Regions from separate parts of the Homo sapiens genome. Here region 1 is linked to region 2. A link is an interaction called in ENCODE POLR2A ChIA-PET data of the cell type or tissue named here. Cell type or tissue: endothelial cell of umbilical vein. All regions are shown on one strand. Links, peaks and the distances in the headings refer to the core of each region. The heading gives the core; the rest is flanking DNA. Region 1 has its middle 12 kb from the start of SLC47A2. Region 2 has its middle 28 kb from the start of SNORA59B.

Region 1 (2,907 bases), core at 165-2,664, 140 kb after region 2:
TGATATATGTAGGAATCGGAGCCTCCATTATGTGCTAATTGTGCAGCACGAGACACATCTCATTTAATCTCATTTAATGCCAACCTTTTCAGGCAGATATACTTATTCCCATTTTACAAATGACAGGATTGAAGCTCAGAGAAAGAAAGTACTTGCCCAAGGTCACACTGCTAGAAAGTGGCAGACTCAGAATATGAGGCTGAGTCTGTCTCCTATCCAAGTGCACATCCTTTCTACTTCATCTGGGATGACAGATAGCTTTTCTCCAGCCTGCCAGTTCTACTCTGTTGTACTGCATTGCTATATTGTGAATTCAGCGGATTCAGCAAAGCAAACAAGAGTGCGGTGATCAACTTGTAATGTCTGCCATGGACACTGGATAGAGGAGTAACAGTATGTGTGCTTATGGAAAAACCTCTCCAACTTACATCATAGTGAGCACAGGTTTAGGAGCAGAACTAGAAAGAAAATATTTTTTTCTGTCTGTCTAGCAACTGTTGGCCTGAAAAAGAACTCAGTGTCAGAATGGTCAGGAAGGCCCAGCCTTCCTACTGTCAGGGTGTCTAGCCGGGGCTAGGTCTCTCTGTCCTCACCCCTTTGCCTTCCCAAGGTAGGGAAGGTGTAGAAAATCCAGTTGGGAATTTCTGGTAGAAACTTCTACTCCTGGTGCCAATTTCTACCAGTCAGCTACCCTGTAAACTTCTATCAGGCATACAAGCCTTGGGAAACAGAGAGCTGTTGTCTTGCTCAAGCACAAGTTACCAGCAACAAACATTTGTTTCCCAGCAGATCACATGAGGACTTGTGAGATCATGTCTGGCCCTGGCTCAAATAGAAGATGTTCCATTAAAGCAGTTCCCGGGGACCAGGCCTAGGCAACTTTCCTAGGATGGGCAAGGCAGTTGTTCGGGAAGCTTGGCACCTGCACAGCCCCATTGTCATGTGAGGAAACGAAGGGTGTGAGCTTTCCCCCACCTGTCCACTTAGAAGCGTGGGTCAAAGCAGAGAAGAGGGGATATCTCCTTCCCATCTGCCCTTGTCCTCCCACCCCACCCAGGCTGAGGTGCCTCCTACTCCTCCTGCTCTGCTAAGAGGCTGAGATCTGTCTGAGCTGTTGGCAGAACCCTAGAAAGTGCTCCCAGGTCATCCCAGGCCTCCCAGAGGCAGGGTCTGGCAGGGTGGAGAGCTGCCATCATGGCAGAGAACTGCAGCATCAGGCAGGGAAACCAAGGCAGGGCCCAATGGGTGTGGGTGAAAGCTGCACATCCAGAAGTACACGGCTTCCCCCAGGCACCGCAGATCCTGGCCCTGAACGACAAGAGTGCCTGACCTCACGATTGCCAGCAGCTGCCTGTCCTGCAAGGCCTGGCCCTGTGCCAGGGCAGCTGCTTTGCGTGTGGCTGCCTCTCCTGCCCAAACAATTTCTGTTGCCTTTAGGAATGAAGGAGCTCAGGCCAAGCCCAGTTGGTGTTTTCAAAATTTCCTGTAAACAAAGGAAAAGATGAAGCTTATATAACACCCTTGGCTGGAGAATCAGCGGCTGCTTGGCATAGCTGAGAGAGAGGCCTGGGCGCAGACAGTGGTGTGTCCAGGCAGGCAGGGGCCTGGGTCATCCCTCTCAGGACTATTCTTTCTGAACCTTCTGCAAACTCTCCAGTGACCTCTGGGGCCCATTTCAGAGGTCTGAGCAGCTCAGGCTTGGAGAACCACAGAGCTAGAAGGAAAAAGTATTGGAAATAATAAGAACTAATATTCATTAGCCCCCGATTAGGCGCAAGTGCTTTACCTGCACAATCTCATTTAATCCACACCAACCCTAGGAGGCAAACACTGAGGTAACCAATTAGTAGCTGAAAGATAGGCCCGGGGGTGGGCCAGCCACCCACGTTCACATGGTTGGGTATGATCGATCACTTGGCCCTCAGCTTCCCTTCCACCTCCTGCTCACAGCTCTCTATGCAGCAGCAGCTAAAACCCACATTTCCCAGACTCCCCTGGGGCAGGGTTCCAGGGAAGAATGAAGTTCTGCACTTCAGATGCACTTGTGTGAGAGTTGGCTGCTTCGGGCCAGGCGCGGTGGCTCACGCCTGTAATCCCAGCACTTTGGGAGGCCGAGAAGGGTAGATCACAAGGTCAGGAGTTTGAGACCAACCTGACCAACATGCTGAAACCCTGTCTCTACTAAAAAAAAAAAAAAATTAATTAGCCGGGCGTGGTGGCAGGCGCCTGTAATCCCAGCTACTGGGGAGGCTGAGGCAGGAGAATCACTCGAACCCAGGAGGCGGAGGTTGTGGTGAGCTGAGATCAAGCCACTGCACTCCAGCCTGGGTGACAGAGGGAGACTCTGTCTCAAAAAAAAGAAAAAAAAAAAAAGAGTTGGCTGCTTTGGTTGCTGGGTTTCCTGCACTAGTGATCTCTTATCCAGCAGCCGCTTCTGTGAGTGTCAAGAAGCAGTTACAGTGGTGATGGCAGTGCCAGCTTCCCAGTCCCAGCTTCCCTTGGATTGAGCCCATGACAGGAAGGTTTTGTTTGTTTGAGATGGAGTTTTGCTCTTGTTGCCCAGGCTGGAGTGCAATGGCAAGATCTCGGCTCATTGCAACCTCCAGCTCCCAGGTTCAAGCGATACTCCTGCCTCAGCCTCCCAAATAACTGGAACTACAGGTGTGCAGCACCACGCCCAGCTAATTTTGTATTTTTAGTAGAGACGGGGTTTCACCATGTTGGCCAGGCTGGACTCAAACTCCTGACCTCAAGTGATCCGCCCGCCTCAGCCTCCCAAAGTGCTGGCATTACAGGCGTGAGCCACCGCTCCCGGCCGACAGGGAGTTCTTGACTTTCACAGTTGCAGGGTGGCCTCAGGTGGGTGGTGTGTGTGCGCAGGGATCTGCACAAAGACTGGCGTTGCGC
Region 2 (2,907 bases), core at 106-2,605:
GTGGAAAAGCTGGGAGCCAGGGGTGAGTTGGCATGGGATAGGATGGAAACTGTGCTGAGGTTTTATGGAAGCCTTGATTCAGCGGAAGGGCGGGCCTGGGTACTGAGCCTCAGCCACATTCCCCTTGACCTTCAGAAGGCAGACACCATGACATGGAGCGTGGTGTTCTGGGCTGCTTGTCGCCAGAGACAGAGTAGCAATTTTTGTTCTATCTTTTATAAAGTTGTGTGTTGTAAGCGAGAGGTCTAACGTCAGAGCTCAGTTTGATAAAAGCTTGTGACAGCAGAAGCCACGGGGCCCAAGGCCATGGTCCTGCTTTACATGGGTAGACTGAGCCCCGGGGGAGAGTAACACATTTCTCATTTCTCTGTGTTGGGAATATTCAATATCTTCTTTTCTTTTATTTCTTTTTTTTTTTTTTTTTTGAGACAGGATCTTGCCCTGTCACCCAGGCTGGAGTGCAGTGGTGCAATCATAGCTCACTGCAGCCTCAAACCCCTGGGCTCAAGTGATCCTCCCACCTCAGCCTTCTAAGTAGCTAGAACCACAGTTGTGTGCCACCAAGTCCAGCAAAAAAAATTTTTTTTTTTGAGACAGAGTCTCACTCTGTTACCCAGGCTGGAGTGCAGTGACTCACTGCAACCTCCATCTCCTGGGTTCAAACGATTCTCCTGCCTCAGCCTCCTGAGTAGCTGGGACTACAGGCATGTGCCACCGCACCCAGCTAATTTTTGTATTTTTAGTAGAGACAGGGTTTCACCGTATTGGCCAGGCTGGTCTCGAAATCCTGACCTCAGGTGATCCACCTGCCTCAGCCTCCCAGAGTGCTGGGATTACAGGCGTGAGCCACCACACTCGGCCAATGTCCAACTAATTTTTAAAATTTTTGTAAAGATGGGGTCTGGTCATGTTGCCCAGGCTTCAGTATCCTTCCAGCTATTTGAAGCTATCTGTGATTGTTTCCTGCAGTCACCCTGCAGTGTGGTGGAACACAGGAGCCTATTCCTTCTGCCTAACTGTAACTTTGTATCCTTTAACACATCTCTCCCTATCCCCCCCATCCCCCTACACTCCTATGTGACATATTTTTTTTTTTTGAGACAGAGTCTTGCTCTGTTGCCCAGGCTAGAGTGCAGGGGCGCAGTCTTGGCTCACTGCAACCTCTGCCTCCCAGGTTCAAACAATTCTTGTGCCTCAGCTTCCTGAGTAGTTGGGACTACAGGTGCATACCACCACTCCTGGCTAATTTTTGTATTTTCTAGAGATGGGGTTTTGCCATGTTGTCCGGGCTGCTCTTGAACTCCTGGCCTCAAGTGATCTGCCCACCTCGGCCTCCCAAAGTGCTGGGATTACAGGCATGAGCCGCCGTGCCCAGCTCTGTGTGACTTTTTAAAACACAAAACTTCATAAATTAGCATGCTTTACCTTTCTGTTTTCCTGGCAGTCCGAGGGGTTTGGGAGCTTTAGTCATGCCCCTCTGCCCTGGCTGGAATTCAGTGTTGCTGTGTGGGTAAATCCTCATTGTGCCACAGCCCTCCTGGGGCACGGTTAGATGGAGACCCTGGTCTCATGGGGTCCCGCTGGGCAGTACATGTATGGCCTGTCAGTTATGTGGTGGGGCTGGAGTTTGTGTTTATCAAGCCAGAGTCGTGGTCAGTGAAGAAGCTAACTCACCTGGGGCTGCCATCACCAGTAACCGTGAGACCCAGGACGCAAATGAGGGTCTTTCAGCCCCTCGTCCTGAATGCCTCCTGCACCCTACCTGCAGGCTACTCTATGTGCCCTTAATTGTCAGGGACTGGGTGAGGTCTGGTCAAGAGGGTGACACAACTAGTCCTGTTCCTCACTGGAGGACTAAAGCTTGGGATCTGGAGCCAGACTTCCCAGACTTAGGTCACCATCTGAGTAACTTGGGCAAGGGACATACACTTTGTGTAACTCAGGTTACCCAAAACAAAAAATGAGACGAGTTGTCCTAGCACTATGCACATGAGGGGCTTAGGACAGTGCCTGGCACATAGTATGTGCTCAATAAAAGTTTGCTGTTATTATTACTAAATGCACATCCTACTGGCAGATCGGGGCATCACCTTTAGATGTTAACCACAACTTAACTTTATTTATTTTTTATTTTTTTTGAGACAGGGTCTCACTCTGTCACCCAGGCTAGAGTGCAATGGTATGATCTTGGCTTACTGCAACCTCCACCTCCGGGGTTCAAGTGATTCTCCTGCCGCAGCCTCCCGAGTAACTGGGATTACAGGCGCCCGCCACCATGCCCGGCCAATTTTGTATTTTTAGTAGACATGGGGTTTCACCATGTTGGTCAGGCTGGTCTCAAACTCCTGGCCACAAGTGATCTACCTGCCTCGGCCTCCCAAAGTGCTGGGATTACAGACATGAGCCACCGCACCTGGCCCACAATTTAACCTTAAATATAGAAATTATAATGTGCTATACTGTTTAAGAAAAACTAGGTTTAATATTTCCCCAGTTGACACAAGGTGGTTATCATCCTTTAGTTAGAAGGTACACTTTTGTTCAGTAATCAATAAGGATAGATGTAGACACCCATTTGATCTAAAATACAGCATACATCTGTTGAGTTGCCCTTTAGAGACAAGCTTGTTGAGGTTCCTCCATGAAGAGGGAGCTGTCTGATGCGACCCTGAACTGGCGTCGTCCCCTGAAGGTCTGCCACACCAGGTCTGTGGTTCTCTTGCAGGTGGTGAACGTTACTGGGATTGCAGTTGGCACTGGCTTAGCCTCAGCTTATGACACCCTCATGTCTCAGGTGAGGACCACCCTCCCCCACATACCGTTTTTTGACAGTTACCTTTCATAATAGAGACTTTCTAGGACCATCCACCCTATGGGTTTTGTTGCATTTTATTTGTCAAATACAGA

Evidence for each region. Peaks named below come from ENCODE experiments on the same cell type or tissue, not always from the same donor. Only the 100,000 strongest peaks of a DNase experiment are listed, where the experiment ranks them.
Region 1: POLR2A ChIA-PET joins it to region 2 with 5 read pairs; 2 of 35 experiments call an interaction of 5 or more read pairs at or near these places.

Annotation. Positions count from the first base shown.
Region 1 is chr17:19,726,838-19,729,744 of GRCh38, forward strand. No RefSeq gene overlaps it. Among named protein-coding and RNA genes, the nearest start is that of SLC47A2, 12 kb to the left of the region's middle. In endothelial cell of umbilical vein, for the core only: no CTCF peak of the experiment used is centred there; DNase peaks (open chromatin) are centred at 794 and 1,404.
Region 2 is chr17:19,583,899-19,586,805 of GRCh38, forward strand. It overlaps the pseudogene SLC47A1P1. Among named protein-coding and RNA genes, the nearest start is that of SNORA59B, 28 kb to the left of the region's middle. In endothelial cell of umbilical vein, for the core only: no CTCF peak of the experiment used is centred there; no DNase peak of the experiment used is centred there.